Linked DNA regions of Homo sapiens: region 2 is linked to region 1. Evidence: chromatin contacts called from ENCODE Hi-C or POLR2A ChIA-PET data. All regions are on one chromosome and are shown on one strand. The core of a region is the stretch at or near the end of the contact, and the rest is flanking DNA. Distances in the headings are between cores, read along the strand shown.

Region 1 (2,779 bases), core at 140-2,639:
CAAGAAATCCCTTACTTATTCTTTTCACAGATCTTTTCTCACCTTCATCCTCTGAAACTTTTGCATTTTTTGCATAGAGAAAAGAGTTGAAGGTTCAAGAACCACATACACAAGAGGATACGTCATTTGCAAAAATATCCACAGTTGCCACAGAAAGATACTGGCAAAAATTCTGACTGACCCAGGTTAAGATTCAGGATGCTGCCGGTGGTGGAGGTTTTGTCCGTTTTCGTCGTGATAGGAGCTGACAGTTGAGGAGAGAAGGGCTTTGGGCTGCCGGATAAACTCCCTGCTTGTCCCGTCTTGGTGGAGGCTGGTGAAGCTGAAAAAGTATGGCATTGTTAAAAGACAGGTTTACAAATAAACAAGTAGAACGTGTAGGTGTGGTGTAGGGAGAGAATGGAGAGATTATGAAATTGTGTTTGATTTCAGCAAGGCCGCTACAGTATCACGAATGGGGTGGGGTGGAGCATAGCAGGTTGGCCATTTATTTTCAGCAAAGGGCTTTAACCGGATGTGAAACCGTTAAAGCCACAAATGAAGAAGGTCTCCCCAGTTACTCTATTAAGCACAAAGCTCTAAGACAAATCGGCTAAGCTGCCACTGAAATTGGTTTGGCCCATTCACGGATATAAATCTCAACATAAATAGCGATTAAACCAACCCCCACATGGTCCAGATGTGGAGAACGGGAGCCAGGCTTACAAATGCGTATCATCTGTTTGTGGAAAGACACCACGGCCAGCTCACACGCAGCCACTGCACCTGCCAGGGACCAACTTGGCCCCTTGGGAAATCTCCAGCTCCCATTTCAAAGGTTCTTGAGGCTATGTAAAGCCAAACCCAGTACCAGATGGAGTGAGGGAGACGTTGGTAAATTATGTCCTTCTTTACTGTATTTCAAACTTTCACAGGAGGAGAGAGAACTGTACCTATGCCTAAGGCTTTTAAAAATACCTTAAAATGACCTACGACCTGCTTCTCCCCTGCCTCATTTCACAGGGTTAGGACAATAAACCACTTACGTTTAAAAAAGCAAGCATTCATAGGGGCCAACAAGCGTCCTAAAGATCCTTCAAATCCTGCCCCTTTGTCCTTGCCCCTCCATGGTACTGGGACTGTCCTGTTAATGCCTCTTGGGCCCATTTAAAAACAGCTGGGACTAAAGGCATCACTAACAACAATGACAGCCAACTCTTCCAAGATGAGCAAGAAACATTCTGAGTTGATCTGGTGCTGGAAAGAAATTTGTGGATGGCAAATTGGAGTTAGGAACTGAGACTCCCCAGGGGCTTCGAAAGTGCTGGGACACTTGTGTGGGCAGCACTTGCCTCAGTTTCCTCACCTGACAAATTAGAAAACTCAGAACAAGGCTTCAGTGTGTTGAAACTCACATACCACTCGGCTGGTGAATCCAAGTAAGCTAGGCAGCTCTGGTGCCAGGACCTGCCTGCATTACTGTTAATGTAATATAGTGGGAAAGACTCCAGAAGTAAAGAGGCCTGGATTCAAGCACAGATTAGAAGCCAGACACTGTGGATTCAAGCCCCGGCTCAGCTGTTGCCCTGCTGTGTAACCCTGGGCCAGTTACTGGCACCTCTGCCTCCCTCTTCCTGGCAGCAGCAAAGAGAGACACTAATAATATGATACAAAGGGACAATAACAGTAGCTACATCTCATCAGGCTGCCGTGAGGATTAAATCAATCATCTGAACAGTGCCTGGCATGCAGTAAGTACTCTGTTACTGTTTGCTATTAGAGTGGTTTTATTTTCTATTTCCCCATTAACCTCTAGGGCTTTGGGGTTATCCTCTGAACCACTGATTCTCAGCTATGAGCAATTCTTCTCTCCAGGGCACACTGGGCATTGCATCCAGACATTTTAGGAGAGTGGGGGGTTGCTACTGGCATCTAGGAGCTAGAGACCAAAACGCTGCTAAATCTGCTGCCATGCACAGAGCGGCCCCCCACAAGAAAGAGTTATCTGGCCCCAAACGTCAAAAGTGCTGAAACTGACACGCCGCATAGGGATGGAGTAGGCATGCAGCTGGGAATCCTTTTCCTCATCCGGGAATGATAAGGGAGTGAGGATCAATGTCGTCGATCTATGTCAATTGGCGCCGAGCAAGTGCTCAATAAATATTAGAAATTGTTTTAAGAAATAAGTTTTCTTTGCTTTTGTTTTTTTGAGATGGAGTCTCGCTCTGTCACCCAGGCTGGAGTGCAGTTGTGCAATCTCGGCTCACTGCAACCTCTGCCTCCTGGATTCAAGCGATTCTCCTGCCTCAGCCTCCCAAATAGCTAGAACTTCAGGCTCCTGCTATCACACCCGGCTATTTTTTATATTTTTACTAGAGACAGGGTTTTACCATGTTGGCCAGGCTGGTCTGGAACTCCTGGCCTCAAGGGATCCACCCGCCTCAGCCTCCCGAAGTGCTGGGATTACAGCCATGAGTCACTGTGCCCAGCCTATAATTAAGTTTTTAACACAATAAATCTGTTTTACTGCAAGAATTAATAGAATTGGCCTAGCACGTGGCATGCCACATTCCTTCACTGGGGGGGGCTGCTATATTATTACTAGTCCTATCACTGGTACTGTAAGACATAGAACTGAAGTGTTTGTTACACGAAGAAACAAGAATATGCCAGGTGCGGTGGTTCACCCCTGTAATCCCAGCACCTTGGGAGGCTGAGGTGGGAGGATCACTTGAGCTCGGAAGTTCGAGACCAGCCTGGGTAACATGGCGAAGCCTCATCTCTACTAAAAATACAAAAA
Region 2 (2,700 bases), core at 161-2,660, 310 kb after region 1:
GTATATGTAAAGCTTTTGCAAACCATGTTGAAAAAACAACTAGGTCTATTTTAAAGTAGACTTTTTATTGCCAAATATGCATAAACTTAAATCATGAAGGCTTGGGAATTGTTACTAGAAAATTACTTCTTTTAATGTCGAATTAAGAAAAAACTATCAGCATCGAGTTTATTTACTATCTTAACTGACATTATATTGCTATATAAACTTTAAACACTGAAGTTATTTTGGAACCCTTCAGCAGTTATATTAAGTCACACACTTCTGTATATTTGCTTACTTTCACGTTTTCAGAAATAACTGGTATCTTACTTTGCTGGTTTGGATAAGAGCTAATATCCTACATGAAATCGTTTTCTTAGGCAATGGTGGTGCCTACAGGGTATTCTAAACGTAAAGGTAAATTTAAGTCAATGAGTCTGTTAAAATTCAACTACCTATTGTGTCAAAGAGAGAAATATTGCTAACTACAAATTTACAGTGTGTTCATTTAGGATTTGACTAATCATTTTAATAGTAGAGCAGTTAATACAGCGATTTCACTTTTATCCTGTGGTGCTTCAAAGGCATCTAGTTTTTAAATGTAGTCCAGTTAAGGTGTATGTAGTAGAGGTTTTCATTTTAGACTTGCTCAATGTTAAATATAGAATGTTGAAAATATTATTTAATGGATTAGTTTATTGGTTTCTGCATTTGAAGAAATTTACATAAATTAGTTAGGGAGCAGTTGTACCTACTGCCAAATGGTTCACTCCTGAGTTTATTGTACAGTTACTCCCAGGTACTGAAATATAAGAAAAGAAAAATTTAAACCTTAGCTAAGAGCTCTGCCTGCATTTCTGTGGATCCACATTATGAAAAGGATAGAGGAACATTACCTGTGTATAGTAATGGTTTGAGGAGAGGGTAGGGAAACTATGCAAATAAAAAAATTGGGGTATAGGCAAATCCTTCAGTTAGATGTCTTTATTATCTGAGTTACTTTTAAAGCATTTACTGGATACACAACCAGTATTATCTTTTTACCATCCTATAAATTGTTCATAGAATTGCAACCTCATGGAGGAAAATCCATCTCCTTTACCTGCCTAAATTTATTCTTTGTCTTGATACTAGCATTAATAATTGGTTTGTTAGATACTACAGGCTAAAGAAACTCAGATTTCAAGAAGAAAGAAGATAATTACTCGATCATTTCTCCCCTCAAACACCTGTTTAAAATATATTGTCTTGAATAAAATTGTCACCTTGAACTTATTGTGTTCTTTGCCTTCTCCACTCCCCTGTCCTTAAAAAAAATAAAAAGAAGGGAAAGCCTTATAAGAAAAGGAAAATGTGCAATCCTGGTAGCCAATGAGTTAATGTTCATTTGCAGCCCGAGGGGTCAGCATGCAGCCTGTGTTTCCTGATTGGCTGCTAAAAGGTGAAATTGAAACCACTGTAAACTTTTGACCCTGTAGCAATTCTTGTGGAACGCCTTCCACTGGTGGAGCCCAGAGCTTTGCTCACTTCCCCACCCAACTCTCCCACCCTCTTTCCTGTATTTATTTTGTGTGATCCTGCAGCACTGCATGCAGTTTTTCCAAAGTGGCAGGGAGAGAGAGGCAGAACAAGCGCAAGCAAGCGGCTTGCTTGAATGCCTGTTTTGGTAACCATTGGATAAGAGCTAATATTCAACTCAGCCAAAGATATCAGGCCTTTTATACTAATCTGCCAACCAGATTTTTAAGTTTTCTCCTTAATCTAAAGCTAATTTAAAAAAATTTAGGCTAGTTTAGTTCCATTGTTCATCAGTGGATAGTATCGTTGTATAAGCAAAAATGTATGGCATAATTTCCTGGATGTCTTGAATTAAAAATAAGTTTTAAGTTTTAGCTACCTTTACCCCATTTATGTTTCCTGTATCCCTATGTAATTTTTACACAAATGGCCATTTCATAGAAGGTTTTTTGTCTTTTGCCTTTATTATGAAGAAACTCAAATGGCATTTTGGTTATGACAACTCTGGACATAATTGCAGAAATTGTACAATTAATGCCTCCCCCTTTGGCTGAGATAAATGGTTTTGGATTTGTCTTGCTTTCACATGTAAATAGTGTTGAACAGTTAACAACCCCATGAAAAAGGCAGGGTAGTTTTTCTCTATTCTTTCCTTATACTCTCATGGGACTCTGGTCTTTTTAATTCTTCCTTTTATCCATGGTGTCTAGCACAATGTGGCACATGGATGCTTAGCAGATGCTTACTGAATGAACATAGCTTTCATTTTAGGAACTTTAGGTCTGTTTATACCTGCTTCCCTTTTCCTAATTAATTGATGGCAGCAACTGTGATTTGCTTATTTCCAAGTGCCAGTGCAGTGCCTGATTCTAATAGATACACAGCAAGCATTTAATTGAAATCGAATTAAAATCTAACACAAGATCATTTCAAGAAGCAGGACTTTACAAAATCTAGGTTTTCAGAAGCCAAGGCGTCTGTTTTCACTGCGTTATTATGAATTTTCAGGCTGATTCCGTATAGAACTAAATGTTTAATTTATTAAATATGTAGAATACATTATAAGTCAGCTTGATTCTTTCTAGTATATATCACAAGATATGTGGTAATACCTGTCTTTATTTTACTAGACATGCATATGCTGTAATTTGAAATAATTCCTTGTCCCCCACTCCCTTATCAAGAAGATTATAGCATTTA

The links. Hi-C counts contacts between places; a loop is a spot of excess contacts on that map. ChIA-PET counts read pairs that join two places held with the same protein, here RNA polymerase II (POLR2A). Pooled maps may share reads with other maps.
Region 2: a pooled map shows a loop between it and region 1 (3-fold over the local background). The contact joins two enhancer-like sites. A Hi-C loop is called at or near these places in 6 of 50 pooled maps. POLR2A ChIA-PET finds 5 or more read pairs at or near these places in 5 of 52 experiments (H1, Panc1, activated B cell and 2 more).

What each region holds. Positions count from the first base shown.
Region 1 is chr20:47,262,107-47,264,885 of GRCh38, forward strand. ZMYND8 (zinc finger MYND-type containing 8) reads right to left here. Exons shown (of 23, transcript NM_001281775.3): 12 at 182-322. Among named protein-coding and RNA genes, the nearest start is that of ZMYND8, 93 kb to the right of the region's middle. Within about 2 kb of position 1,390, at least 8 of the 41 ENCODE cell types and tissues checked have a DNase peak (open chromatin) inside an H3K27ac peak, as active enhancers do.
Region 2 is chr20:47,575,326-47,578,025 of GRCh38, forward strand. The region is part of intron 1 of NCOA3 (nuclear receptor coactivator 3); the gene reads left to right. Among named protein-coding and RNA genes, the nearest start is that of NCOA3, 75 kb to the left of the region's middle. Within about 2 kb of position 1,411, at least 25 of the 41 ENCODE cell types and tissues checked have a DNase peak (open chromatin) inside an H3K27ac peak, as active enhancers do.